6 separate regions of the Homo sapiens genome follow, and regions 1, 3, 4, 5 and 6 are each linked to region 2. The links are chromatin loops, found by intact Hi-C in ENCODE. Cell type or tissue: gastrocnemius medialis. All regions are shown on one strand.

Region 1 (5,000 bases), 330 kb after region 2:
AACAGAAACTGGGTACAGGTTATATAGCCACCTTCTGTACTATCATCACGACTTTTTTTTGTAAATCTGAAACTATTCAAAAGTAAAAGTTTTTTTTTTTTTTTTAAATCAGGCACCTTATTATCTTCCTCTTCTTTTTTGTTTTCTCATGGAGAAAATAGCATTTCCATTTCATTTTATCTGAGTGCTTTAGTATCTTTCCAGTAATATGTTTTATGTTTTTTTGTCTCTGTCATATATAAAAATGAGCCCATTTTGCTTACATACTACAATGTCTTAGTCTAGTCAGGCTGCTATAACAAAAATGCCATAAACTGAGTGATTTCTATGCAATAGGAATTTATTTCTCATAGTTCAGAAGGCCAGGAAGCTCAAGAACAAGGTGCCAGCAGATTTGCTACCAGGTGAGGGCCCACTCTGGTTCACAGAAGGCATCTTTTCCACCCTCACTTGGTGGAAGGGGTAAGGGGTCTTTCTTGGACCTCTTGTAAAAGGCACAACCTATTCATGAGGGTTCCATCTTCATGATCTAATCATTTCCCAAAGGTCTCACCTCCTAATACTGTCACATAAGAGAAGTTTTCAACTATTGAATTTCGAGGCACAAACACTCAGATCATAGCATAACAAAAATTGTTCAATAACAAAAAATAACATGTACTATGACTTCAGGTATGATATTAATTGAAGAAATGATTTCATAAATGTGAATAAAGCATATTTTTAAAATAGTGTTTAAAAACAGAATAAATTTACTTTCAAGTCAATAAAGGTTACTTTTTAAATTAATGCTTGACATCATTTTAAATTTAATTTATCCCCTTACTTCCTTCTTTCATCTCTCTCTCTCTACCTGTTGCATTTTGTTAAAAATCTACAATTATATTTGATAGTTATAAAAAGCTTAGAGTTGTCATACCTTTGACACCATCTACTTCAATTCTATCTTTTGATAAGGAAATGGAGGTTCAGGATTTTGATAAGCTACCCAAAATGAGCTATGCAATTCTATTTATTAATAAATAGCAAAACTGGGCCTAGATCCAGTAGTCTACCAGTATTAGTCGGTTTTCATGCTGCTGATAAAGACATACCCAAGACTGGGCAATTTACTAAAGAAAGAGGTTTATTGGACTTAACAGTTCCATGTGACTGGGGAGGTCTCACATCATGGTGGAAAGCAAGGAGGAGTAAGTCACATTTTATGTGGATGGCAGCAGACAAAGAGACCTTGTGCAGGGAAACTCCCAGTTTTAAAACCATCAGATCTCGTGGGACCCATTCACTATCACAAGAAAAGCACGGGAAAGACCAGCCCCCATGATTCCATCATCTTCCACTGGGTCCCTCACACAACACATGGGAATTATGGGAGCTACAAGATGAGATTTGGGTGGGGACACAGAGCCAATCCACATGACTACCTCCTAACAAAAAGCACATTTTAATGCACAGTCTTGCCTTCACTCTATAAAAATTACTTTGTTTCTAGAGTTATTCTTGAAATTTCCCTTCCTATAAAGACAAAGACAAGTTTGTGTCAATGGCTATTTGCTTGGACTTTATCATCCATTGTTTCAGCAGGACTGATGTGAATCCTTTTACAGCTTAACTTTATAACCTCTTTAAAAGGAAATGCTGAAAAAAATTCATGATTCTCATACTTAGATAAAAATGCCAGCCAGTTAATAATTTATAAAATAATTTTGCTACTATATGGATTTTCTCCCATCTAGTCCAATTTTCTGAGTTGCATATATGTGCTAAAATTTTAAGAGTGTAAACAGCAAAGTTGTTTTTAAAATTAGCTCTCCAAAGAATTATAAAGCAGTAAAGGAAATGAAATATGTTAGCCTTGAAGGTGATGCTATAAAGATATACAGTTAGTGTAGGAAGAAACATGTTCATTTGTATATTCTGGGCTGTTCTTTATTTTGTGGCTGCAGTCTACTTGCTATGATTTTCCCTGAGGGAATTTCTGTTTCCATTCCAAGTGGTCTGTGTTCCAAAACAGCTACCAAAGTTTATTGCTAATGTTCTTTCCATTCCCTACAATTCAGTGTCTTGCCACATTAAAGAGGTGTTTTCATGTCTTCAGAGCATCTCTTCTGTACCCATCCCATCCCCAAACTACAGCTACCAGGGGCAGTTTCCCTGACAGCAGCTGCTGTCATCTTACGTGGCCTCCAGGGGTGGTTCAAGGAACAATGGAAAGGCATTTAGAAGTGAAAGAAAATAGGGCTTGACAGGTCAGATTACTGTTATGATAGGCCTGGGTTCCTGGATTTGTTGGTTGGGGGCCCTACCTTGCCATAGCTCCTAAGTTTAATTTGGGGCTTGGTGACTCTCTGGCGCCACACTCTGGCATCCTCATCATCGGCAAAACCCTTTGGACTCCATCAAGCAGTGCAGCGCAGATCATCACAGAGAAATGTGTGGAGAAAACAACGTAAAAATCTCTGTGAAATTTATCATATTCCAGAGATATAGGACTAACTTGAGGAATTTTCTTTCAAAATTTGTTTTCTTCAGGTATTTAAAGTCAGAGTTAGGCACAAGTTTGGCTTTGAGTTCCCCAGTTGTACCATATACTTCTTCATTTTCATTTTTTTCTATATACAAACAACATAGGCATCATTGAACAAACTTATTCAAAAGGAATAATGAAATCTCCACCCCATCCTTACACCATGCCTGAGAGAAAACCACTGATCGCAATTGGTCTATATCCTTCCAGTTTTTGGACTATGTTTATGCAAATATGTACACAAATATACTACAAAAAATATATCATACTGTGCGTGTATGTGTAACTTGCACTTGCCTTTTTACTAAACAATATACACTGGGTATCTTTCCATATCAATATACACAGAGTCATTTCATTCTTTTTAATAGCCACATAGTATTCCACTCTATTATACAGAGTTATTATAATCTATTTAACCAGTCCCGCAATGATAGGCATTTGGATTAGTTTCACACTTGTAATAAAAGTGGCATCATTATACATATATAATGATGTATATAATGATACATATATCTGTGATTACTTGGAGAAATATTTTTGCATAATAAATTTCTAGAAGAGAAAGACAAAATATATCAATGTATGCTTCCATCAAGAATGATTAAAGTCCATATTTTTTCCTATTATCATACCTAACAATGTAAATTTGTAATACATTTTGGTCTTTGTTAGTCTAATTTTTTTTTACTTAATTATAAGTGAGTTTGTGTATTTTTTAAGAGCTATCTTTAATGATCATCTGTGTTCTTTGTGAATTCTGTGTTCATATTTGTTGTTTATTTTCTGTAGTGGTGTTTTCCTTTATCTTACAGATTTGTGAAAGATAATTTTAACACATTGGGTATCATTGCAATTTCCCTCATTTTGTCATCTGTCTTTTATCTTGTTTATATAGTCATTTCATTCATTTTTTTCTTTATGGTTTCTACTTATCTGATGTGTTTAGAAAGGTGTTCCTTACATAAAAATTATTTTCCACTGGTACACTTATTATTTTTGTTATTTTTAAAACATTAACCAATCTAGAGACCTTTTAGGATATGGTTCTGAAGTAGGAATACAGATTCATTTCTTCCCAATTGGGTAGGAAAATTTTGTAGCCCATTTATTGAACAATATGTCTTTTCTCCACTAATATGAAATATCACTTTTATTATATAGTAAAGCTCATATATATCAAGGTCTATTTTTTATTATGAATAACTCCTTGACCTATTGATTTTTATCTCTATTAGTGTCAGAGTATTTTAATTGCTGTATTTTATAATATGTTTTAATAAATTACAGATGAGGACTTAATCATTTTCACATTGCTCATAGCATTATAACTTATTTATTACATTCCAAATGAAATTTTAAACTTATTTTTCAAGGTTCTGAAAATGCTTAATTTGGTTTTTAATTGTAATTGCAATAATTTTATTATAACTTACTACTTTATACTCTTCCCTCAATGTAGTTATGTTTCCTCATTTATTTTAGTCTTTCTTTTGTGTTTAACTGAAAATCTTGCATCTTTCTTATTGGATTTATTTCTAGGTATGTTTATTAGCATTACTAATGAGTCTTGTTTCCCACTTCATTTTCTAACTTTTATTGATTTTTGGTATATTAATCTTGTATTAACTGCTTTCTCGTACTTTCTGTTGCTGTAGCAGACAGTTTTCTTGATTTTACTCCAAGGTAGTTATATAATTTTTGGTAAATAATCATACATTTTACAACCAATATATACTTTTTTCCTTTCCTTATATTCTTTTATTGTCCATAAGTTCCAGAATCTTGTTGAATAATAGAAGTATTAATAGAAAGCATTCTCTATTTTTTTTATATTATACTTTAAGTTCTGGGGTACATGTGCACCAAGTGCAGGTTTGTTACGTAGGTATACATGTGCCATGTTGGTGTGCTGCACCCATCAACCCGTCATTTATATTAGGTATTTTTCCTAATGCTATCCCTCCCCCAGTCCCCCACCCACCTACAGGCCCCAGTGTGTGATGAGCCCCTCCCTGTGTCCATGTGTTCTCATTGTTCAATTCCCACTTATGAGTGAGAACATGTGGTGCTTGGTTTTCTGTCCTTGTGATAGTTTGCTGAGAATGATGGTTTCCACTTTCATTCATGTCCCTGTAAAGAACATGAACTCATCTTTTTTATGGCTGCATAGTATTCCATGGTGTATATGTGCCACATTTTCTTTATCCAGTCTATTACTGATGGGCATTTGGGTTGGTTCCAAGTCTTTGCTATTGTGAATAGTGTCACAATAAACATACATGTGCTTGTGTCTCTATAGCAGCATAATTTATAATCCTTTGGGTATATACCCACTAATGGGATTGCTGGGTTAAATGGTATTTCTAGTTCTAGATCCTTGAGGAATCACCACACTGTCTTCCACAACGGTTGAACTAATTTACACTCCCACCAACAGTGTAAAAGCATTCCTATTTCTCCACATCCTCTC
Region 2 (5,000 bases):
GCTATTTAAAAACGAAATATGCTTATTGAACTTTTAAAGGTGATATTATGGACAAATACTTAATGAAAAAGGATAAAAGATGGTTCTAAAACATGAGTAGTACAATTCTTTTAGAATAAAGGTGTGCATACCCATGCACGCATGTGCACGCATGCACATGCACACACACACACACACATACGCACACCTGGGCACATACATCAGAATGTTCATGGTGTTTATCTCTGAGTGATAGTATTACAGATATTTTTAATTTTTATTTTGTACATTTTGGTTTTGTTTTCTAAAATTATTACAGTGAATGCAAATTATTTTTCTTATGACAGGAAAACACTGTACAGCAAAAATGGTTGTGGGACCTAGGGAGTTCTATTTTGTTGGAGGTGTTTGAGCAGAACCTGTAGTTGCTGTTGATAACTCCCAGGATGTTGAAAAGGAGACTGTTATAGACAGGAAGATGGCTATTACCTCTTTTAACCTCTATGGTGCTTCAGATTCTGAGAATCTATTGCACAAAATAATAATTATAACTAATAATTATAACCACTATAACTATTAACATATAACCTGTAGTTATTAATAGTTATGATTAATAAAGTCATAGAATCTCAGATTTGTCAGGGAACTCAGAAGTCAACTTTCCCAGCCAATGTAAGACAGTATGAAAAATCCTTGGCCACACATGCGGATAAAGGATTGCCCATGGCTGGGAATGTATATCCTTTCCTGCTGCTCACTGGTCTACACTAGCAGGTAAGAAACACATTTGTCTCTAAACACCCAGCCCAGTGGTACATGAAATGATCTTCATCTATTTGTTTCTCAAGCATGAAATGATAGCCTACACACAATCTTTTCATATTGTAGTCACTCTGTGATCTTTCAAAATGAAAATAAAGAGGTCTTGTCACTAGGTGTACAATCTATTTTCCTTGACTTGAAATCTCATCTTTTATTTCTTCAAAGCACATAAGGACTTTATCTTTAATTCTATCTTGTATTCTGTTATCAAATCCATTTGTTGTTGTTCTATGTCTGCTCAGGATGTCTGAACATTTTTACATAGAGTAACTTTAAGTGTGAACCTAAGTCGAATTCAAAACAAGACATCTAACTCTAAGAAAAGCCTTAGGTAAAACTTTGAATATATTTATCTTGAATGCTACAAGATGTCCAAATTATCCCTAGACATCCTCTCTTCACTTTCTTCAGACACCTAACCCTTCCTCCCTCTGCCACCTCAAATTCAAAATTCACACTTAGGAGAAAGATTTGTAATTTTTTCAAATCAAAGCTTATAGTAGAAGCCAATCAACTAATTCTGTAATTGTCTCTTAAACACCCTAAACTATGCAGGACCACTTCATTGCAAAAACAAAATAAACTCTTGAAATCACAAGGTAATATATAGCAATTAACAATTCAACATTACAAACAGTAAGTGCTATTGGTAAATGCTACTTAAGTTCAGGAAATAAAAGGTAATTATCTTTGAGCTGACAAATTTACCGCACTACCAATAAATGAAGGAATTACTGTATAGTGTGCTAGCAGGGATCCTGGGAGATCTGGTGGAGATAGAAGTTCTAGCTGAACTTCAGAACCCTCCAATACAAACAGGCTTATCTGAGGGGACAGGTCAGTCCTGCACACTATTGCAAGTGTTATCAAAGTGTGGTCCACGGACCAGCATCCTCTACACCACTTGGGAGCTTGTTAAAGGTACAGAATCGAGGGCCCCGTCCAGAACTAGTAAATAAAAAATCTAGATTTTTAACAAGCTCCCAGGATGATTATTCATATGCACATTGAAGTTTGAGAAGCTCTGGTCTACACAGTGGCGATTCTGCTCAGTTTCTTCGCATTTTAGTCCTGGGCTTTCAAAGCTACTTGCTTTTTTAAATCAACTATTAATTTGTAGCCTACAATTGTCACAACTGCAAAATTAACTCATTACTTAACTTTATTCTATTTCTCATGCATTTCCCCCTCAACGTCCCTTTTTCTCCAACGGTGGTCCCTTGAGAATGACAGATTTTTCACCACCCAGCAACCAAGGCACTACCCCACATCCTACACGAGGGGGCGCATGAGGACTAAGATTCGGGATCTTCTAGGCCATCTTCTCCACAGTGATTTTTATCAGCGACGGCCCCCTTTCTCCAGGATTGGTTTCCCAATGACATCACTTGGAAGCATGAAGAGTTGCTAGAATCCTCTCCTCCACTCACAAGCCAGGCATTTCCTGAACCCTTGCTGCGTTCGCCGCTTTCCACCCCATACCATTTCCCTAAGAGACAAGCATTCAGATGATCTACCCCCAGGGGTCCCAGGGAAGGAGGGAGAATCATTGCTTTAAATACAACGGCAGATCAGAGGGCCCTTGGTCAATATCCCTGCTCTCATTTCTCCTGTGTTTCATCTTCCATCAGGTCATACAGCCTTGAAAGTCTTTGACACATCACCCCTCCCTTCAGATCCCCACCTCTCCAATATTTCAGCAGAGCTTGGTCTTTTATAATCTAATTTTAAAAAACTCTTGCTCCATTCTGTTCTTTTACTGCAAACAGAGAGTAGCTGAGTGAGTGGCGTGAGGATGAAGAGTCCAGAGCTGAGGCTTGTGGATTTCCTGGGAAGTTACTCACTCAACCTTTGGCCTGGGGAATAATTAGAAAAATGAATGTTTCATTCCCTTGAGAAGGCTTTTTCTTTGTCCACTGGAACCCAATACTGGCGCTGTGGCTGTGTTTTAGAGAGTGTCTAGTGGCGCTAACTTGCTAAATCCATGAGGTTTATCACTGTTATGCACAGTGCCCACCAAGTGTTGGCAACAAGCAACTCGTAAATGCATTTTGGCAATTACTATGAAATTTTCAGTGTCATATGGGTCTTCCACCTCCTAAAAGCTTTTGTCCTGATGAAAGCTTTTATTTTAACTGTAGTTTTTCCCTAATAGGGCTCTATTTCAAACTTTAACAGTTGTAATTATTTGTATCAACGTGCAATCCCACACTTAAACAAATTGGAGCCCACTCCAGAACAAAATTAAAATGGCTTCAAAGAATGACAGAAAAACATTTCTTTTGGCAAGGAATAACAGGAAGGCAGAAGGAATACAGGAGAGATCCAGTGGAGAGGATAAAGCAATGGGAGGCCTTTCCACATGTGTAGCCTCTTAAAAAAATTGCTACCATTCCTTATGTTGCCTATGCAGGATACAACCCTATCTCTTAGTAAAAATGGTCTCCCCACCCCCACAATTCTTGTGGCTATTACCAAACAGTGCTTCTTATAAAAGAAAAAGAATATGACAAAGCAACCACAAGGAAGGTTAAAAAAAAAAGATAAAACCCGGGGCTAGAATACACCCAGTTGATGCTCAATAATGATTGACTTAAATGTTTGTGTGGCACAAGGTACAGAGTGGATTTCTTTCACATCAATCTGGAAATTCATAGCTTCTTCAGGCTTCTTGTCATACATATCGTGTGAAATATTTTATGACACGGCTCTGTGGATCCTGAAATGCTCGGTCCCGTTCTGTCTGAAAGTAGCACTTCTCTCTTCCTGTTGGGCCCCTCACCAAGAGCCCTTAGCGTCTGAGGCATCTCCCTGGTTATACTTTCATCAGATGGTGAAGCGGCCGTGCATTCATTGCACTTTCCCCCCAACACAAGCACTTTCATTGTTATCATTTACTGATATCAAATAGAGAAGTAAGTCAGGTGAATCATCATATACTGTGTATTTATCACAAAATCGAGCCTACCCTTTATGCCTGGGAGAACACTGGCATGACCTAGTTCACTTCCCTAGGGCTGGATACCCTTCAAGTCTTCCTCCGTGAAGGAGAATCTTTCTCCTTGTATGAGCCAAGAACACATTTTAGTGCAGCATTTCCTTTGTAGTTCAGATCTATTTTAATTGGGTAAATCTTTCATTACATAAATACAAATATTAGCAGGGGCCAGATACTGTATCAGGCTCACCAAAGCCAAGTGGCTGGAGGTGCTGTGCCCCACCAATAGGCTTTTTTTTTTCCACTGTGATAATTTCTGTTCCTTAACATAGGACATCAGATAGAAACCATTCCATTTGCAGACAAGAAAATACATCTACTGTCCAATCTACATGTATTTGTATGGCCGGGAGGAGAGGGTAGACCATTCCAGGCCTGGGAAGCCGTCCAGGGAAACAGGAGGAAGAGAGCCAGGGAAGTGTGTTTAGAGTAGAGAGAGCATGATTAGACTCAAGCAAAGGAGCACATCACAGGAGGAAAGAATAATTATTTTGGACGAGTGGGCAGGATAGTTTGGGGAGTGCCCTGAGAGCTAGTAAGGGGTCATGGTCATGACATCATAGGCAGTTGGGAGCCCTGCCAGACTTAGAGTGGTGGCATCTGAAAGAGACTAGGGTTAGGCATGCAGAGTGGATTGGGGCTACAGAAATCCATGGCAAAACTTATTCATGTCTTTTTAAAGTCTTTTTGGTTACAAGCATCAAAGCCAGCAAAGTTTGGCTAATCAATAAACAAGAACTTACTGTAAAGATGCAAAGTCATCCTCAGAAGTCAATAGCAGATGTAGCCCTGCCTCTTTTGACTCGGTTCATTCTTTGGCATTGCCTTTTGGTTTTCTCTACACACTGACTTGTTCTGATTCTCCCTGCGTATGGCCACCATGGCTCCAAAATTCATGTCTGAGCCAAACACAGACGCTGATCTCTAGTTATCCATTTCTTTAAGTCCAATTCCAAATTCCCAAGAGAAAGATATTGATTGTCCAGCTTGGGTCAGTGAGAACTCTGATGCAATCTATGGCCAAAGTGGAAGAGTCATGGTGGATGCTCGGTTACTTGGCCTTCCCTTTTGTGGAGAGGGGGATGATTCCTTGAGAAATGGTGTCATAGACTGGGAAGGAACTCCAAAAGATGTTTACAACCACCTGCCAGAAGTCTGCTGGTGTATTTTAATACTGCCATCCTGCAAGCTCAGTGTCAGT
Region 3 (5,000 bases), 53 kb after region 2:
ATCATTTAAACATGTTCTCACTATGAACAATTATGAATAACATATTTGAAACCGTCCTTGTGCTATATCTTCAAAATTGGCATATATTTCACATTTGCAGTGCATATCAATTTGGAGTAACCACGTTCCAAGTGCTCTGTAGCCCCATGTTGCTATGACTCTTGGACAGTGTACCTTAAAGCCCTTTTAGCGGGTAAACCGCAAACCCTGTCCCATCAGTTTCCTACCTAGCACGCTCTAATTCCCAAATAACTGTTGCCCTAATGTCTAAACCTCTAAAAATGATTTCCAAGACCCTGCAGTATCTCATCATTGTTTATCCCGTCGGCTCCACCTCTTGCTATCCCTTTCCTGGCCCTGCACCTCAGAATCTTTACTCCCTCTGTAGAATTTGTTTTGTTCTCTCCAACATGTCCTGCTCTCTCTTGCTGTGGGATTTTTCCAGAGGGCCTCCCCTACCTGTAACACTTTTAATGTTCTGCACTAACCTGATAATCACCTTACGTTCCAGAACACCCTTACTTTTTGTTCAGATTAGGGTTCCCTCCTTATAGTTCAGATTCACTTACCTCAAATCTGGGTTTGCATTGCAGCAATCCCTCTCTCAAATTCCTTTCCATGCTGTCATTGAAATCTCTTGCTCACATGCGGTCTTGCTTACTAAACAGTGCAGCAGGAGCAGTCAGTCAATCAACATGTTTGAATGAATGAAAGAACAAATGATGAATTTCCTTTGAAAGCTTGCAGCTATGGCTGAATGACAATCAATGAAATAATGGAATGGATGATTCTGGAGTCAGACAGACCTGAGTTTGAAACTCAGTTATGTAATCTTGGGCAAGTTATAAAATTTATGTTTCTTTCTCTACAAATATTTGGTGATTTGCGAAATGGAAGTTATAATGCCCATATTACAGGAGCTAAAAGGAGTAAATGAAATAATGTATATATACATAAAATGACACATATTTATTTATCTAAACAGAATGCAGTAAATCTGGACATATCTCTTTTGACATAGGAATGTCTAGTTATACATACCCTAAGATTTAGATTTACATAGAAAGAAGGTGGCTTTACTTCAGAATGGAGATCAAGACACATTCTTGAATGCATCATTAACCTGAAGCATTTGCTGCATGTGATTGGCAGAGGGAGGAGGGATGATAAATAGGGAATATAACATTTTTTCCCATCTGGCTATGTTCCTTGTGTGGACCACTTTCCCTGAAAGAAATCCCATATTGCCGAGTGGTAGGTACACCAAGGTCCTGGCTGAAATGCCTAACACATTTGAATTGTAACCTTCCCTGGGAACGTAAGTTATGTTATTCTTGGGGTAAGGAATTAAAGGAAGCAAAACTGGGGACTTAAATTTATTTAGTATTTAATATAAAAGGAGGTTATCTTTTTGCAATTTAAGTTTATTCTGGAAAATATTAATGAGGCAGTGTTCACATTTGGGGCATTTTAATATTGCTGGCATGATACAATTTGGGGGGATTTGATGCTGTCCTGTGGTACTCAATGTATTATTTCTGTTAAACTAGATTTGACAATGTGACTAGGCATGATACGAGTTGGGAAATATACCACAGTCCATCCCTTGTCAAACAGGCTTCCATATGAATATTAAGTCCTAATGCCCTAAGACACCCATTGTGTGTAACAAATTAACTTTTTTCCTACACACAAGGATGGTGCTAGTTACGTAATCTCCTTAGAAGATTTGAGAAAAATAGTCACTCAAATCATTTTCTGATGGGCTTAATTCTCTCTGGGAAAGGCTGCTTGTTCTAATTTTTGAGCTAAGATGAAGTTGCTTTATTTAATCTCTTTGTCTAGTTTGTTTCAGTTGAATATCACGTGAATTATGATCTCACTGATTCCAAGGGGATAACAGAGAGTCATAGACTATGTTTTGGGGAAAACAGTAGATCCTTGGTGACAGTGGGTTTTCTCCAAAGAGGGCAACATTTGCAGTGTGGTTTTCCATGAGTCTGGCTACTTAGATGGATACGCGGCAGCAAGGAGCAGTTTTCTCCTCAGACCCCTTGCTTCACAGTCAGGATGGCCGCTGGGCTAGAGAAAGGAAACCCCTCTGTTTCTTTCCTTCCTCCACCCTTCACTGTGGGAGAAGAAATGTCAGACTCCTTCCTTCTGCCTTCCATTTACTTAATAACATGTGGTCAGTAGAAAAGCAAGGCAAGGCTTCCAGGAGCCAGGGCGCTCTCTTCATAGACTCCATGTCCTATGCAGAAGCAGTAGGGGAGTCAGGGCCCTTGGGGAGCCCAGCTGCATCTCTCTTTCCTTAGGCCACAAGGGGGCATATGCATTTATACCAAGGCAGAAGTGAGAGACCCCACATGAGTCCTGAGAATGGGATATATTCTCCATCCTTGCTTTTAACAGATTTCTGGCAGGAGGAGGAGGATGCTTGTTTACTTCTTCAAAAAAGCGTGCTTTGGCTGTTATTGCTTGAGTGAGTTCCAGGGTCCAAAACTCAATGGAAACAGAAGCAGTCAATAGGATTGTATCACCAAAATCCTTAACTAGATATTTAGTGATAAGCACTGAACCTAAGTTCTTTGATAGCAGATTTTTGGGTTTGGTGTGGTTTGGTGGTTGTTGTTCATTGGTATAGCTCCAGCACCAAGAAAAGAGCTAGCATGTGATAGAACCTCAATAGCTGTCAAATGATGAGTGCTTATAGAGGTGGGTGGTGCAGCCTGTGCACAGGGGAAGGGTCCAGCCTGCAGAGGTGGCCAGTCAATTCAGGAAGCACTAGACACATGTGAAGTTTAATTTAAATATAATTAAATAAAATTAAAAGTCCAGTTTCTCACTTGCACTGTCCGCATTCCCAGTGCTCCAGTCATGTATAGCTATAGGCTTTTGTATTGGAAGGTGTAGATATGGGACATTTTTCCCATTACAGAAAGTTCTACTGGATGGCACCGCTTTAGAGCCTAACTGCCTCTTCTATTTACTAGCTGGGAAAACTTAAGCAAATTATTTCACTCAGTTTTGTGACTATTAAATGAGGGAATAAATGAAAGCACTTAAAACAGGGCTTGTAGAGAATACTTATCATTATTAGCTACAAGAGATTTTGTATGGGGATGCTGTCCCCATAAATGGCCTGGATCCCTGGACCATGTACAATGTGTGTGTATGTAGTTTTTCCTACATGCTGCAACAATAACCTGTAGGAAATAATAGCCACCGTGCCCAGTGGCATTTTTTAATAGAAAGGTTTTCATTTAAAAATATTTTATTAATATGATTTTTAATAAATTAAGGAAATGTATGATCATTAATCATTTTATTTTAATTTTGCCAAAATAAGATTTTATTCACATCGAACTATATGGATTCTGCTTGTATTTCAACAATGTAACAACACTTGGAATCTACTTGAAGAATAAAACATGCCAGGGGCTGGGCGGGGTGCTCACGCCTGTAATCCCAGCACTTTGGGAGGCCAAGGCAGGCAGATCACTTGAGCCCAGGAGTTCTAGACCAGCCTGGCCAACATGGTGAGATCCCCATCTCTACAAAAGAAATACAAAAAATTAGCTGGGCGTGGTGGCGGGCACCTGTGGTCCCAGCTATTATGGAGGCTGAGGTGGGAGTGTCTCTTTGAGTCAGGGAGGCAGAGGTTGCAGATGGTGCCACTGCACTCCAGCCCAGGAAACAGAGCAAGATGCTGTCTCAAAAAAATAAAAATCCATGGCAGGGATCTACTGCAGAATCTGAAATACATTTATAGGCACTTAGTGAATGGAGAGAAAATCTGTTGATATGATTCATTTTGATAACCAACATGTATTTCTAGTCTTGAAATCCTGGCTTCAAGCAATCCTCCTAGATCAGCCTCCCAAGTAGCTGGAATTACAGGCACAAGTCAATACATCCTGTCAAATGTATATTTCTGAAGGTGGCCTTAGTTGTTGATAAGCAATGGATATGTATGCATAAAATGATCCATCTAGAGAATTCTAGAAAATAGAGTTTGTGTCTTCTTCTTGTTACTCTTTAGGTACTGTTCGGTGCCAAGTAGAATAATTTCCACCACTTTCCCTGTTCTTCAGTACTACTGCATAGCCAAGCTGGTTTATTGTTGCATATAAAGTCTGGGTAAGCATATGTTTCTCTACACTCGGAAATTAATGGGAGCTGATGCTCTGTATAATGTCAAATTGCCCCTGGGAAAAAAAACTGTACTGTGGCAAAGTCGATGCCACCATATTTAGTAATATATTTTAAACTAATAAAGACCATTTCCAGGGCAGAAATAAGCTTTGTTGTTTTTGTATGATTCTGAGCCCATTCAACCCAACAACTTTCACAGTACATTATTGTGATTGTAATCTTGATCTAAGTGAGAAGAGCATAAATAATGAGAAACTGTTCTTTAAGCAAACCTGGACAAAGAGGTGGGAGCTCATTTTTAGCCTTGATTCTGTAATGAACCACCTATTTCTCCTTGAAAACTTCACCTAACTTCTCTAGACTACAGGTTTTGGAAAAGATATTTGTAAATGACAGGTTAATTTAATAACCTCTAATTTATTATTTAATAATGAAGCTACTATTATGCTACTAAGGAAATAGTAACTAATAGTAAATAATTCCACAAATGCAGTTGATTTTTTCTCAGAAAATGATGTTCTAAAAGTTTTGTTTTCTAGAAATTATCTTGGGGAATATATTGAAAATCAAGTTCTCAAAAATATTAAACAATTTTGTATCATTAAGGCTCAGCAGATGAGATGTGCTGTCCTGTGAAGTATACCTTTGCTCGCCCCTATGTTCTTTGTCTACCTTTGGAAACCCTCAAACTTCCTCTTCTACCCCTTTATATACCCTGAGGAATTTCATCCAATTCAGTGCTCTCAGCTATGATGAAAAACAAGAACTGACAAACCAGTCTCCAGCTCTGGCCTCTCTTGTTTGAGGTTGAACTCCTTCAGAACTGCTAAGGAAAGCTCATCTCT
Region 4 (5,000 bases), 590 kb after region 2:
CTTTTGTTCTATGGGGGGGTGAGAGGAAACAGGAAAAAGTAAACAAAATATTCGAGTTACAATCTAGAGTGCACAATTTTTGTATCTTAGGATAGCTTTTCATACTATTCTTATTTACAATATAGCTATAAACTTATTGGACCTCCTAGGAACCCTTCCGTATCCCATCTTCGTAGGCAAGTCCAGTCACATCGCTGGCCCTGCCTGCAGTCCAGGTGCTTATAAGAATACAGGTGCACAGTAACACAAAGATATGCACGTTGCAAAGATATGCATGTCTTTATTAAGTGTGCAACACACACGCACATGCACACTGCCATCTTTTTATTTATGATCCAAAGTTGTCATTGGGTTATTAGAAAACATGAAGGCAAGAACAAGCTCCTCTAGTGATTTGATGCACACATAACTGTGCAAACACTTCCAGAGGCCTGCCTGTATCCTACAGGTGCCAGTAGCGGACAGGGGATTGCCAGGTCTCTTATGACCCAATGAGGTTGGCCACACCTCACATACAAAAGCTGGTTTTACTTCTGAGGAAAAAACGATTCTTGCCTGGTGTTCATATGATATGGGAGTAGTACCCTCCTATTAAAAAATATTTTGGAGAGAAGGAGAAAGACCAGAGAAATAGCAGTTGAACATAGTCTTCAAATATTGCCTATTAATTTTTGTGTTGTACACTCTGATTATAACTCTCAATTCTAGAGATCTAAAATAGTCTTGAGAGCTCCCCTAATTCATCCGTCTGACTTGCCTGGATTTATACCATCATGCAGCATAATTTTTGTCCTTCTATTAATCCACAGCGAAGATTATTCCAAAACTTCTCTGTAGTTTATAGGTCATTCATTGCCATCACAAATAGTCCAAAATTTTCCCCAGGAGCCAGTCCAGACCCTTCTTGTGTAGTGTGAACATTTTTCCTTTAATACCATTACATTCGTCTGTCAGAATCTAAACCTCCAACTCATCCATCTTTCCAGTTTCCTGGTGAAAGAACATCCATTCATAAATCAAATAATCTAGTAGTTAGAAGGTACAACTACAACTTATGAATAATCTATTCCAGTATACCCCAGTATGTAGGCTGTATAGCTCTTGTGTTTTGCAAGATAATTTATGTAGCACGGGGACGTGACATTAAATAATATTAAATTGCATAGTGAAAAGTTTATTCCCTCTGAATTATCTTTCAGTCCTTCTCATTCTGTTTAGGAGAGTCTCTCTTTCATGCCAGTATATCTTTTTTCTTTTCTTTTTTTTTTTTTTTTCTTTTTGAGACTGAGTCTCGCTCTGTCACCCAGGCTGCAGTGCGGTGGCGTGATCTCGGCTCACTGCAACCTCTGCCTCCCAGGTTCAAGTGATTCTCCTGCCTCAGCCTCCCAACTAGCTAGGATTACAGGCGCCTGCCACCAAGCCTGGCTAATTTTTGTTTTTTCAGTAGAGACGGGGTTTCGCCAAGTTGACCAGGCTGGTCTCGAACTCCTGACCTCAGGTGATCCGCCCGCCTCAGCCTCCCAAAGTGCTGGGATTACAGGCATGAGCCATTGTGTCCAGCTTCATGCCAGTATATCTTTAGTGCCCCTCTATACTTACTAATGTCCTTATTTAACACAGATAGGGGAGGCCTCAAAATAATCTAATAAGATTAATTCATTTTTATTGTATTTTGTTTTTGTGATTATCTTCTATTTATGACAAATGATATTCCATTTATGAGAGTTTACATACAGTTTTCCTTTAAGTACATTTATTTAAGAAAAATGTGAGTGAATTGGGTGAGAACTTTAAAAAAAAAATCAAGTAGCATGAACGGGGCCACAGTATGGCTTTTGTAGATTTTAAGCACTTTGTGTTAGTGAGTCCCTTCTTACATTAGTGTGTACGTGTGTATACGTATATGATGTTTTATGACAGCATTGGTATACAGATGAATATAATCTTCAACTCTGAAAGTTCATTTTTTTCTTCTGATTCTAAAAGAAACTAAGACATTTTCATGGGCCCTGGCACTGTGGCTACTGTCCCTAAAGCATAGGTGGGTCAGCCCTGGCATGTGTTATAGCAAAACTCATTAGCTCTTCAGGAGAAGCACTAATTTAATCCAACTGCCTCATTTTACAAAGAATAATACTAAGCTTCACACATGTGTGAGAACCTGCGGGTCTGAGAGTGAGGAAGGACAAAATCAGAACTAGATCTCAGATGCCAGCCTCCTAATCTTTCCACTTCATTACACTGCTGTCTTCCTTTGAGCCTCTTCTGCAAAAGCCCTTTTTCTTGTCCCATCTGCTTCCGAGTCTTCACATCAGAATTAATCATGGGTCCTTCCGTGAATCCAGCCCCACCTCAGGTGTGAGGACTGCTCTGTGTGGAGGTGACACCCCCTTGTGGATCTCTTCTGCAAATAGACCTTTGTCACGGGAGGCTGGTCAGTTCACAGCCTCCATGGCAGTGGAGTCAGTTCACTCCGCTCCATCACGGGGGACCCACCAAGACCCCATTAAGAAAAGCACAAATGATGCAATAAATCAGGATAGATTTAGGCTTCGTTTTTTGGACACAATCTTCCAAATGATAGCTCCTCATTAAAACTAGCTAAAATGGATGATAGAGCTTGGGATAGGTTCACCACTTATATCCTAGACCAGTACTTTCTAGGATGGACTTTATATGGAAGACCAAAGGTTTACTCCTTGGGCTGTCAACCTTCATTTTACTTAGCTCTTCAAACAAGTCAAGCCTTGTTTTTAGCTCAGCTCCTGGGGAATTGTTCTGTTGACAATGTACTGCAGAAAACAGTCCAAACAATTCTTAAGAGCTAAGAGCCACCTTTGGTGACTAGACTTTGTAACCATCTCATTTATCCAAGGTGGATCTACATCTACCTGAAAATACTGTAAGTTGTAAATGGTATTTGTGTTTGGGGAAACAGCAACAGATCATTCTTCAGCTCGCTTCCAGCCATCTGTAACTGTCATCATACCACTAGAAAGCTCTGACTTTCAAAAAGTAACAGATGCTGGTGAGGTTGCGAAGAAAAGGGAACACTTATACACTGTTGGTGGGAGTGTAATTCAACCCATTGTTGAAGGCAATATGACGATTCCTCAAAGAGCTAAAAGTAGAACTACCATTAGACCCAGCAATCCCATCACTGGGTACGTGCCCAGAAGAATAGAAATCATTCTACCATAAAGATATATGTGCACAAATGTTCATTGCAGCACCACTCACAATAGCGAAAACATGGAATCAACCTAAATGCCTATCAGTGACAGATTGGATAAGGAAAATGTGGTACCTGTACACCACAGAATACTATGCAGCCGTAAAAAAGAGTGAGATCACGTCTTTTGCAGGAGCATGGATGGAGATGGAGGCTGTAATCCTTAGCAAACTAATGCAGGAACAGAAAACCAAACACCGCATGTTCTCACTTATAAGTGGGAGCTAAATGATAAGAACTTATGAACACAAAGAAGGAAATAACAGACACTGGGGTCTACTTGAGGGGGAGGTTGGGAGGAGGGAGAGTAGCAGAAAAGATAACTATTGGGTACTGGGCTTAATACCTGGGTGATGAGATAATACGTACAATGAAACCCCATGACGTGTGTTTACCTATGTAACAAACCTTCACGTGTATCCCCAAATCTAAAATAAAAGTTAAAAAAAAGTTCTGACTTTATGCTAGCTAATGTTATTGTTTATTATTATTGATTGGATAATATATCACAGGAAAGACATATTTAGCAAAAATCATTTTTTACAGTGAAGACCTTTTTATTTGTTTTGAGGCCCAACCAAAAAATAATTCCAATCTGTTGGGAGATAATGTAAGTGATCTGCAATTATGCACTTCTACAGGTTTATTGATTCAAACATTATTCAACTGTGATATCTTTTAAAAATATAATACTAATGCAGAAAAAAGAGCATGAGATTTGGAGGCATACAGAACTAGTTTTGTATCCTACCTCCAGACCTACTAGCTCTGTGATCTTAGGCAAGATAATTAACCTTTCTGAGCCTTTTTTGCCCCATCTGCAGAATGGAGTTAATAATATCCATATAAGATGTTGTTTTGAAGATTAAATTATCTGGAAAAATATTGACTGAGTACCTCTCTTGTGCCAGGTTCTTTTCTAAGTGCTGCAGATACCACAGTGAGCAAAACACTAAGAGTGCTGTTCTTATGCAGTGATGATTTTAACTGGAGTTAAATATTTCCCTCCTGGTTCTTAAGTCATTGAAGCAGAGTATTGCCTGAGAATGGGTTGGAACTGGATTTCATGTAGCTGTAGTTCTAAAATAATTATCTCTCTTGCTGCTATAGATTTTAAGTTATAACTCAACTGCTAAAGGTTACTTATTCATCAGGACCATTCATAGTTTTTTACCATTCTTTTAGTTCACAAAACTTTAGTTATCTGTAAGGCAACATTTATATTTGCAGTAGGTATTTTCTGCTAATTTATGTTTGTTAATACGTACTATGTATAAATAAACATAATTTGCATTATAAATTTCTAGAGAGGGAGATACACAGTCTTTAGTGCATGAAAATTCCAAATGATAAGCTGTTATGACATAGAAAAACCTTCTACTAAGATTTGCCACTGGACAAACCTGCACATGCACAGCTAGCCACAAAAAGATCTTTTGTCTGTGGTTATGTCACTGATGGGACAAGTTGCTCCTGTTTAGTGGTGATGACACCAATGATGAAGTGATCTAGAAAGATATTCCTTTTTCAAATTGATTTTCTTCCTGGAATGGTTTAAAGTACATCCTGATTCTCCCAGATACATCTGATCATCAGCAAGTATCAGATGTCCTATCTGGAAGATATGCATACATTTTATCACTTTCCTTGATAAAATAATGACAACTGAATAAGCATATTCTGATTGGTTATTTATACAACCAATATATATTTATTTAAAAATGGAGGATTTTCTACTTCATTTGGAGCAATGAATGAAGGGTAGAAC
Region 5 (5,000 bases), 540 kb after region 2:
CTTATGGCCATCACCTTGGGGGCACGGACCATCAGGGTGGCTCTGCCTCGCACTGCAGACATTTTTTAAATCTGAAATTTAAAACCCAAATTTTTTAATCTAAAATTTTTTACATTTTAAAACCAAGTCCTGAGATTATATGACCTTGGGTGATTATTTTGCTCAAATTAGAACCCAGGAAATTTGGAAATATTTGGTGGTTTGACGAGATAAAGAAGAAGGGGGAAAATGAACCCTGCTTATGTATTGTTAAAAGGCAAACCATAGACAAGTTAAATTTAACAGACTTTGATTGAGTAAAGAATGATTTGTTAACCAGAGAGCCCCCAAACCAGAGTAGGTTCAGAGAGACTCTGGCCCTGCCACGTGGTCAAAGAAGATTTATGGACCAAAAAAAAAAAAGAAAAGAAAAGAAAAGAAAAAGAAAGCTGATGTGTAGAAAACAGAAGTGAGGTATAGAAATAGCCAGATTGGTTACACTTTAGCATTCATCTTATTTGAATGTGGTTTGAATAGTTGGCCACGTTTGATTGGCCTAAACTCAGTGATTGGTAGAAAAGTAGGTTACAATCTGTTTACACATTCAGATAGGTTACAGTTCACTATGTGCAGAAAACTCTTTAGGCTGAATTTCAAGTATGTAAGCAGTAGCTTTAGGCTAAACTTAATTTAACAGTATGAATGGGGAATTGCCTTCACTTTGCTGTGCCACATGTAAATAATTGTTATTTTTTTCTCTAGCATGCACATAGTTTGCCAAGTTAGTAAATTATTAGAAAGTCTTTTCTTCTTTCTTTTAAAAAAAGAACCTGTACTTTGGGTGAGATGCCGCTGGGAAGCCAGCTCCGTTGCCTCTCTGGCATCTGTCCATGGTGCTTGAACGGCAGGCAATGATACTCTGAAAACTACAAAGACCCCCCTAAACACACCTCTGCCCATCTAGGTCGGGGGTTGGTGGTCGGCGGGGGGACTATGTTGCTGTGAGGAGAGGAAGACTTGGACTTTGACAGTTTTTCCCACTGTTAAGTAAAACCTTAGGCAATTAGCCTTTTCAAAGGTAAAAGATTTCTTTTTATAATCTCTTGTTACACAAACACACACACACTTATAAAAGAAGAAAAAGTAATGTTGCTCAGGAAAATTGCAACAATGAGATTGACTCCTGTTGCTTTTGTCAATTGCCTTCTTTCAGAAATAGATTAGAGTGATGAGTGAGAATGCCATAAATATCCTAAGGGAGTTCCCCAAAGAAAAGAGAAAATCCTTCAGAGTTCCCCCACCTGGTTGGGAGCATCAGATGTCTTTCAGGAGCTTTGCTTCAAAAGAGAAGAAAACATTGATTGAGAGCTGACTAGGAATTGTCTTTCTTTGGGAAAAAGAAATAGTTCAGTTATTGGAGAAATAAGTAGGAAGGGGAAAAAAGTACCCATCCATCCAGTGTTGTCTCGCTGGGGCTTCCCTTTTTTTAACTGAGATTTTCAAGTGTTCTTTCTGGAATCGGGTGAGTGAGGATTCCTCACACAGATGCTGATTAGGATATTTCTGTCAGAAAAGAATGGATCAGAATTAGACTCAGGAACCTAAACCAACACCATTGATAATAAGATGGAACAAAAATGCTTGGACCTTTAATTTAGAAAGTGGCCTTTCATGACTCATGGTGGATATCCCATGATACATAACATGAGCAAACGCTACTTGGGAGATGAGGATGAAATGAACTCCAATCAGATTGTCTTGGAATGTGGCAAAGGGATTATTCCCTCTGAGTTAAATGCACTTCCCTTCCTGGGGCGGGGGTGGAGAGGCCTAATCATTACTACATAGCCCTGCATGCATGCATGTATTTATTCATTCATTCATCTGTCATTCATTGAAGGCCCACTGAAAGTTAGATGATGTGGTAGGAGGTAGGGATTTAAAGATGAACAACAGATGACAAGCTGAAATTCTAGTGGCAGAGTGGAAAATGGTGACATACAACCTAAGGTGGTAGGCTATGCCCCGGGTGCTGTGGAAACTCAGAAGACAGGATTTTTCATCAAATGAGATGCTTTGAGGACTTTATTCCATGCAAGTTTTTTTTTTCCTAAATAGAATTTAGTATTTCCTTTCATCATTGCTGGTCTCTGTGAGGACATACGTGTTTCTGTAACACTGGAAGAAGGAAAAACATCTGAAATTTGTATAGATACCTTTTCGCTTTGTGGCATGTGGTCATATTTTATAGAATAATGGCAGGGAAGGTATGTGGGAAATGTACATATCTACAGGACTTTTCTGACCTGAAGCTAAACCTGTGCATGAGAAGGGGAGTACATCAAAGAAGCTTCTGGAATGGAAAATGGTGGCCTTTTTCTGCTAAATGCCTCCCTGGCATGCCATGTTCCCAGGCTCCCCATCTCACTCTCTTCTCCCCTGATTCATTTGTAGGGGAAGAAGAAAAGTCTAGGTTCCTGGCTGAGGCCCCTATAACAAAGATAAATAAACAACAGAAAAGGATACCGTTGTATTTAGGTTTTACGTGACATGGATGCCTTCCTAAGGTAAAGGAAGACCTGAAGAAACAGGGAAACCATGTATTTTTTATGCTAGGTTTAACACAGAAGTGGATAGTTATGAAGTATAATTGGACTAAAAAGTGTGATCTACTGATAATAAACTGGAGGAAATCCTGTTTTTTCCAATTCTTCTCTTCAAAGATAAAGATGCTTCTTTCCTCTGGATCTAGGGAGGGCACCTCTCCAATGAGGGTCTCCCAAGCTTTGCTTCAAAGAAGGTAGGGCAGGGAAGGGAGGAGATGAGAAGACCTTCCTACTTCTGCCATTTTCCCAAATTCCTTCAGCTTAAAATATTTTCGGGTATATATACTGAACCCCATCACATTTTTATTTTCTTGTATTTAATAAGCCCCAAAAATGTGAGGTTTTATTTGACCAGGATATCTGGTTTCTGTTTCCTTTAATCCTGGGAAGCCTTCTTGGGCCTTACGAGTTGTGCCAGTTCTCATGAGTTGAGCGCATACGGCTGGTGTCCCTCCTGGTGACCTTCGCAGCCATCTGGGCTGGGGCCTGTGTCTGTCCGGCTCAGCCCAGCGGGGCAGGGCCTCTGCCGTGAGTTTGCAGATGCCTCATTCGGACTCCGAGTCTGTGACTCACGCCATCTGTTGGTAATTTGTCGTTGTTCTGGAGTCAGGAGTTTTCAAAGGATTCAGTCTTTGGTGTCCCTTCACAGGTGCACTGCCTGTGATTTTCTGACACCCTCTTGCCATCCGGCCTATGGCCAGAGCCCAGCACTGAGTCAAGCTACTGTGGATATAATGATGTTGTTCTTTGCACTTTAGAGAGCTTCACACCAAGTTCCTGCCCCCTTCTGAGCGAGTCACACTCTTTATGGGACTTGTTTGAAGTCCAGCCAAGCTGGCAACCGTGGGGTTCCACTTTTACAACCTCTAGCAACAGTAGGCTCCAGTCCTTTGTGTCACCGTGCCATCTGCTTAGCTTTTTTCCTCTTCAAACTGTAAGCAAAATGAGCTACCTAAACCAAAAAACGCCACCCCCCAACTAAAACACATTTGCATCAAGTCAACCTAAATGACACTGCTTTGTTTGCTCTAAACCACATGTATAAAAGAATTTCCATACTTCCTTAAGAAATTTTTTTCACCAAAAAAATAGACAACCATAGTAGCAATTATATTTTTTCTACACACCAGGCACTGTGCTACATGTTTTATGTTCATGATTCCATTTTATTCTCACAGAAACCCAGTGAAGGAGGTATTATCACTATCTTGGTTTTTTTGCATGTAAGGAAATTGGGGCTCAGACAAGTTAAATAACTTACAATGAGTATGCTACCGGTAAGCAAGGCATCTAAATCTAAACCCCACTGCCTGGCTCTACAGCACAAGAGTTTAACTGTTTTGTATACTGCACCCACTCCTTGATATTAATAATCTAATGCATTGAAGTTCAATGCCTTTAATTAATTTTTCAGTCCTTAAACATAGTGTCACACATCCATTAGCAATCCCCATCTATCTATCCAACAGATATTTTTGAGCATCTACTGTGTGCCATGTACCATGCTGGACCCTTGTCTCTTGAAGCTTATAATGTAGTTGAGGCTACAATTTATTCTATAATGTCTCATGAAGAAGTCTTGTCTCATGAAGCTTATAATGTAGTTGAGGCTACAATTTATTCATTTAATAAACCTTTATAAGGAACATACGGTATGCAGGCATTATGCTAGGGACTGGGGCTATGAAGTCAAGAAAGATACCATCTCTCTCAACTAATATATGATAAACTCACGATTAAACTTGAAATCAGAAAAGCAGGATATTTAGTATGTATTACCAATATTTAGTATGCATGTCCTGGCCAAATCATTGAACTTCTCTCTCCCCTAGTTTCTTCACCTATTCAGTAGATAACATGTAAGGTTACCACCAACTTTGGAAAAACAATTTCTACTCTAACCGAACCTAGCTTTGAAGTAACTTTTCTATTAGAAATGTAGGAGAAGAGAAAAGAGCTGAGTCTGGGTTCATGAGAGAAGCAGGAAAAAGAAATTATGAAGTATATCAGCCAGGAAGCTTTTGGCTACAAGTGAGAGAAAACATGACCAAAAGCTTGAAAACGTAGAAGTCTGTTTTCTCCCATAAAAAGAAGTCAAAGGGTAAGTGTTTCTGGTGTTACTTCCATTGCTCAACAGTGTCACCAAAGACCCATTTTATTTATTTATTTATTTTTTATTTTTTTGAGATGGAATCTCACTCTGTCACCTAGGCTGGAGTGCAGTGGCACGATCTCAGCTCACTGCAACCTTTGCCTCCTGGTTTCAAGCCATTCTCCTGCATCAGCCTCCCGAGTAACTGGGACTACAGGCGCCTACCACCATGCCTGGCTAATTTTTGTATTTTTAGTAGAGACGGGGTTTCACCATGTTGGCCAGGCTGGTCTCGAACTCCTGACCTCAGGTGGTCTGCCCAC
Region 6 (5,000 bases), 190 kb after region 2:
CGACAAACCAGTGTCGTTTCATTCACACCTAGAATGATGTCGTTTCATTCACATCAGAAGAGAACCTTGTCTCCTTAACTCAGCAAAAGCTCAAGAATTACTTTTGCAAACAAAGTAGCATAGGGTAAGGATAGAGACAGGAAGAGAAAGAAGAGGAAGAGAAAGAAAAGGAGGAGTTAGGAAGACAGACTAGCAAAAAAGTTTGGGAGATGGACACCGTTATCCAAAAGCAAATGTAGCTGCTGATGCTAGTGACTAAATCTCACTACATCCAGTTCAGGAACCTTATTCACACGTGTGTAAGAAAGAGGTGGGGAAAAAGCAAGACAATGAGAAAACATTTTTGTGCATTCAGTTATAATGCATTTTCACACACATACACAAATGCACTGCTCTGCTCCTCAAAGCATGCTGATAAGAGGTGCACGTTAACTTTCAAAATCACCTCCAGATAGATACCCAAGCATATAGAGATTAAAAACGACACTAAATTCCTACATAGCACTAGGAATGCTGGCACACCTTTAAATTCAAAATCTCTGTTTTTATACAGGATTGTAATAGTCCAGTTGCTCATGGACCAATCTAACTGATTTGGAAAACAAAATCTTAACTAATTGAAGAAAACTCAGTGCCTTCTCCAGTCAACCCCATGGAGTTACTCTGCGCAGCCCATGGCAAGGTTCTGACTGCCAGCTTCTTTAGGTCCAGGAAATGCACCTTTCCCCACACACAGCCATGGAGGAGGGCTAAGAAACAAACTGAGCCAGAATTGCTGCTGTTCACAAAAGGAATTCCCCCTCCCTTCCCCTCCTTCTCCCTCCCCTTTCTTCTCTCGTCCCTCCCCCATCATCGCTGGAGAATAATATCACTCTGCTACCTGCCTTGAGCAACACCGTGAGCCCCTGTCTTCAAGCATTCAGGGAATTTAACAGCCTGGAAATTCCTGTTGTCCATTCGCTGAGGTCACAGATAAAGCTAAACAACAAGCCGTGGTTCCCATCAATCATAAGTCACTCACTGATAGAATGTATGGTAGGAGACCTGATGGAAGCGAGTCACCAGAGAAAATACCCACTGATGACGCATATCCAGGCATAAAAATAGTTACAGGGCCCTCAAAGGGATTATTCAACAGCCTACATTTAGACTTTCTTACAAGAGACCTGAAGTCAACGTGCTGCAGTTAAGTGGCTGGAGAGTTGAAGTTTAAGCTTCCTCAACAGACATAACCACAGAAAGCTGTTTTAAATAAGCTCCCACAATAACAAGCTGTTTAGTAAATTTTAACACAACTTTATAAGCCGTAAACAGTACCACCAACTATCTTATAAAATGCCGCCTAATCTTCTATTTTATTCACTTTCTCCTTCAAATAATGATTTCTCTTCTTTAACTCGTAGTCCCCAAGCAGTAATATTTAATCAGTCCAAAGAAATACAGCCTTACTTGCTTTCCAAATAAACTTTAGGAAAACAACACAAATTGCTTTCTGCATCTATATCTTTATAAAACATGCTTTTAAGTAAAGCTTAATTACAAATTTCACCAAAAATCCTGACATTTTGCCCACTGTATTTGCAGTTATCTTTTTCATGAATTGGTTTGATCCTTTACAGAAATAATTACCACATGTATTACATATACCTACTAAATATGGTATCTTATACAAAGTAGGCATTATTATTGTTTGACAAATGAGTGAGTGAATGGATGAATCAATGAAATGTTATGTGCAAGTATTTTAATTGAGCAAATGACAAGTAAGATGTTAACTAAGACAAATTCTGGTTTTTTTAAATTTTATGAGGAGGGAAATAACTTTTTATATGTATAACCATTTTAATAGTTTTCAAATCATCTGTTCTCTTTTCCTCCCACTCAAACATATGCATAGCTACCCTGCAAGCAGGTCGTTCACAGAACTTTCATATCAGAAAATGCTGGATTTTCGCACATTTTTATATTTAAATATCTAAAAATGTTCCCTTTCCAGTTTGCCTTAAGCAAATGTGCTGACACAATGAACAATGAAGGCAACTGGCTATGACAGAACCCAAAATTCTGCCTCAGAACTTGAACACTTCCGACTTGCAACACCCTATTTGTTAGTCTTATTACAAATCCTTTCCTAATTGTGGACAGGTTTCCATTGTTACCCAGTTAATTATTAGCCATAGAAATTTATCTATGATAGAATTTATCTCAGTGCTTAATGTTATTAACTATCTTGCCCACACAAATGGCAAAAAACCTGTTAACAACACTGTTCTAACTTTTGACAAAACATGTTTAGGGCTTTACTCTGGAGGGCAGCTCTCCAGTGAACAAGTAGTTAACAAAATGACATTTCTCTTCCTGTCCTGGTAGGTTCTACATCACTTTCCTCAAGAATGATAACACTGCTACAAATACAGGTGCAACATATTTTTAGTACTAAGATTTCACAAAGCATTCACGTTTCTCTCCTGTGCATATGTGTCAACAGTATGTGGCCTAGTTTAAAGAACCTAAATGGAAATGTTCACTGGTGCCCTCTAGTTGATCATTGCTAAAGCAATTTTGAGGAAGTACACGTGTACCTCCATCATCCCACTCATAAATATTGTAAAGTTCCCAATCAACATTCAGCCATTAATTCCTGACATAAAATGTGAAATAAAAAATGAAATTTAGAAACTGCTTTATTTCATAAGGTTTCATTATGCATTTTTTTGGAAAATGAACAATAAAGAAAAACTTTGAGAAACAGAAAAAAAAACCTAAAAGATAAGATGAGACATATTCCTATTTGCCAAAGAAGAAAGAATGTATTAATACTTAATATTAACTCAGAAACCAAAAATGTTTCACTAATTTTACAAAAGGATAGTTCAAAATCAGCCAAGGCACCCTGAAATGATCATGTTTCACCCTGCTACATACATTTGACAGCTTTCAGTCATGGTGGTCTATGCTGGTCAAGTCTGAACTGAGGATCCTCAGATAATTTTAAAACAATACCAATATCCAAAGGAGACACTATTCCAAATTGCACTGACATATTAACTATCAATTCAGAGATCACCGATTGAATCCCATAAAAGGTTATTTCCATCAGCACTCTTAGTTTTAGTAATTCCAGGCCTGTTAAATTTACTATCAACAGAACAATTGTTTTTTGTTAAGAGAAAATGAAACTTCCTTACCCTAGATTAGAAACTATGCTATCATTACAGTTATTTAAATCTGTGAGATCATTTCCTGCATTGTCTCCTCCAATGAAGAAGTTAAACAAATCACCGTTTAAAATTTAAAAATGCAAAAATACATTTCAGAGAGTATGTGCGTTTATCTTTCTGAAATATCAAACAATGTAATCACCTGGTCACTAAATTTAGGACCAGATTATTTAATTATCTGGAAAGAACTGGGGGGAAGGGGAGGATATAGCAAAGGGCGATGCAGCAAAAAAAAAAAAAAATTGCTTTTTCAAATTAATCTTTCTAGAAACAATATTTAAATTCATTCCCCTATGTCACTAGTAAAATACCATGACAATAAATCATTTTACATGTTTTAACTATATTCAAAAAATGGGAAAATACATCCCTAGTTCACTATCCTACGCCCAGTCAAGGACAGATAACTCACATTTAGACTATAAAGTTAGTTTTCTCCTTTAGTCTCAGTATTATGATGGGATTCTGTTTTGTTTTGTTTTGTTGTATTGTTCTTTTTGAGACGCTCACTGTGTTGCCCAGGCTGCAGTGCAATGGTGTGACCACAACTCACTGGGACCACAGGTGCATGCCATGTAAAGATGGGGTCTCACCACATTGCCAGGGCTGATTTCAAACTCCTGGACTCAAGCAATCCTCCCACCTTGGCCTCTGAAAATGCTGGGTTTATCAATATCAGCCACAGTGTCCAGCCACAGATTCTGCTTTATTTTTAATTAAAAAAAATTACATCCTTACATCTCCTCATTGTTTAATAGTGACATTTTTTCATTTAGTAAATAAGATTGCTTCCAAAATATTTCATGGGCTTATGCTCATTGAAGTCATTATCTTCATTGTTTTCCCACCCTGCAATGCACCTGCAAGAGTGCATGCACACACATACATATTCAACCTTTCCCTCATGCCTGATCTCCTTTGATGAGGTCAAACATTCAAAGAACCCAAGGTATATTCAAGAGAGTCATCCTTAACTCCTCCTTAAACCTCAGCTCCCATGTCTAATCACCAAGCCATGACAATTTTACCAAGTTACCTCTCTTCCTTGTCTGTCTTCTCTCTAATTCCACTGTCGTGACCTTAGTTTTACCCTTTAACCCAGTGCTTCTTTCAGGGAAATAAAATAACTATCCTCAGTTCTCCCTCTTCTCCCAAACTATGCTCTACATGACCAAAAATGAGTTGTAGAAAACATAACTCTGACTATACTGCTCATTCCATCAAAACCCTTCAATGGCTCCTAGTTGTATCATACAAAGTCTTGTATCAGAGATTACACTATCATAATTTTTCATTTATGTGTTCGAACTTTCTATTTGATTTTGAGCTCCTTAAGGTCAGAGACTATGTTATACTTATTACTGCATCTCCAGCTCTCAGCAGAGTACCTGGCACTTTTGTTGAACTAAAGTGGACTGAATGACAGGACACTGCATTGACATTTTAAACTCCTGATGTGGCCATGCATGGTGGCTCACATCTGTAATTCCAGCATTTTGAGAGACTGGCAGGAGGATCTCTTGAGTCCAGGAGATGGAGACCAGCCTGGGCAACAAAGCAAGACCCTGTCTCTACAAAATATTAGCTGGGTGTGGTGGCATGCACCTGTAGCCCTAGCTACTTGGGAAGCAGAGGCGGTAAGATCACTTAAGGAATTTGAGATTATAGTGAGCTGTGATGATGCCACTGCACCCCAGCCGGAGCAACAGAGCAAGTCCCTGTCTCAAAATAAACAAACAAAGAAACAAATAAACAAAACTCCTGATGTGGTCTAACTAG

The links. A loop is a pair of places that touch in the nucleus more often than their neighbours do. Peaks named below come from ENCODE experiments on the same cell type or tissue, not always from the same donor. Only the 100,000 strongest peaks of a DNase experiment are listed, where the experiment ranks them.
Region 1: a loop joins it to region 2, with 10 times the contacts of the local background. A loop is called at or near these places in 95 of 110 quality-filtered maps.
Region 3: it touches region 2 in a loop (6-fold over the local background); 7 of 110 quality-filtered maps call a loop at or near these places.
Region 4: it touches region 2 in a loop (22-fold over the local background); 33 of 110 quality-filtered maps call a loop at or near these places.
Region 5: it touches region 2 in a loop (5-fold over the local background); 10 of 110 quality-filtered maps call a loop at or near these places.
Region 6: a loop joins it to region 2, with 2.5 times the contacts of the local background. A loop is called at or near these places in 47 of 110 quality-filtered maps.

Annotation. Positions count from the first base shown.
Region 1 is chr6:143,024,895-143,029,894 of GRCh38, forward strand. The region is part of intron 1 of LINC01277 (long intergenic non-protein coding RNA 1277); the gene reads right to left. Among named protein-coding and RNA genes, the nearest start is that of LINC01277, 10 kb to the right of the region's middle. In gastrocnemius medialis, a CTCF peak has its summit at 2,358; a DNase peak (open chromatin) is centred at 2,339.
Region 2 is chr6:142,690,965-142,695,964 of GRCh38, forward strand. No RefSeq gene overlaps it. Among named protein-coding and RNA genes, the nearest start is that of HIVEP2, 250 kb to the right of the region's middle. In gastrocnemius medialis, a CTCF peak has its summit at 2,067 (motif pointing right); a DNase peak (open chromatin) is centred at 2,107; H3K27ac peaks cover 270 bases.
Region 3 is chr6:142,744,398-142,749,397 of GRCh38, forward strand. No RefSeq gene overlaps it. Among named protein-coding and RNA genes, the nearest start is that of HIVEP2, 200 kb to the right of the region's middle. In gastrocnemius medialis, a CTCF peak has its summit at 2,303 (motif pointing right); no DNase peak of the experiment used is centred here.
Region 4 is chr6:143,277,207-143,282,206 of GRCh38, forward strand. The region is part of intron 3 of AIG1 (androgen induced 1); the gene reads left to right. Among named protein-coding and RNA genes, the nearest start is that of ADAT2, 170 kb to the right of the region's middle. RefSeq lists a silencer at 2,226-2,520. In gastrocnemius medialis, no CTCF peak of the experiment used is centred here; no DNase peak of the experiment used is centred here.
Region 5 is chr6:143,233,190-143,238,189 of GRCh38, forward strand. The region is part of intron 3 of AIG1 (androgen induced 1); the gene reads left to right. Among named protein-coding and RNA genes, the nearest start is that of AIG1, 170 kb to the left of the region's middle. In gastrocnemius medialis, no CTCF peak of the experiment used is centred here; a DNase peak (open chromatin) is centred at 3,122; H3K27ac peaks cover 1,288 bases.
Region 6 is chr6:142,884,512-142,889,511 of GRCh38, forward strand. All of the region lies in intron 1 of HIVEP2 (HIVEP zinc finger 2), which reads right to left. Among named protein-coding and RNA genes, the nearest start is that of HIVEP2, 58 kb to the right of the region's middle. RefSeq lists an enhancer at 442-1,641. In gastrocnemius medialis, a CTCF peak has its summit at 2,541; a DNase peak (open chromatin) is centred at 1,020; H3K4me3 peaks cover 837 bases; H3K27ac peaks cover 3,761 bases.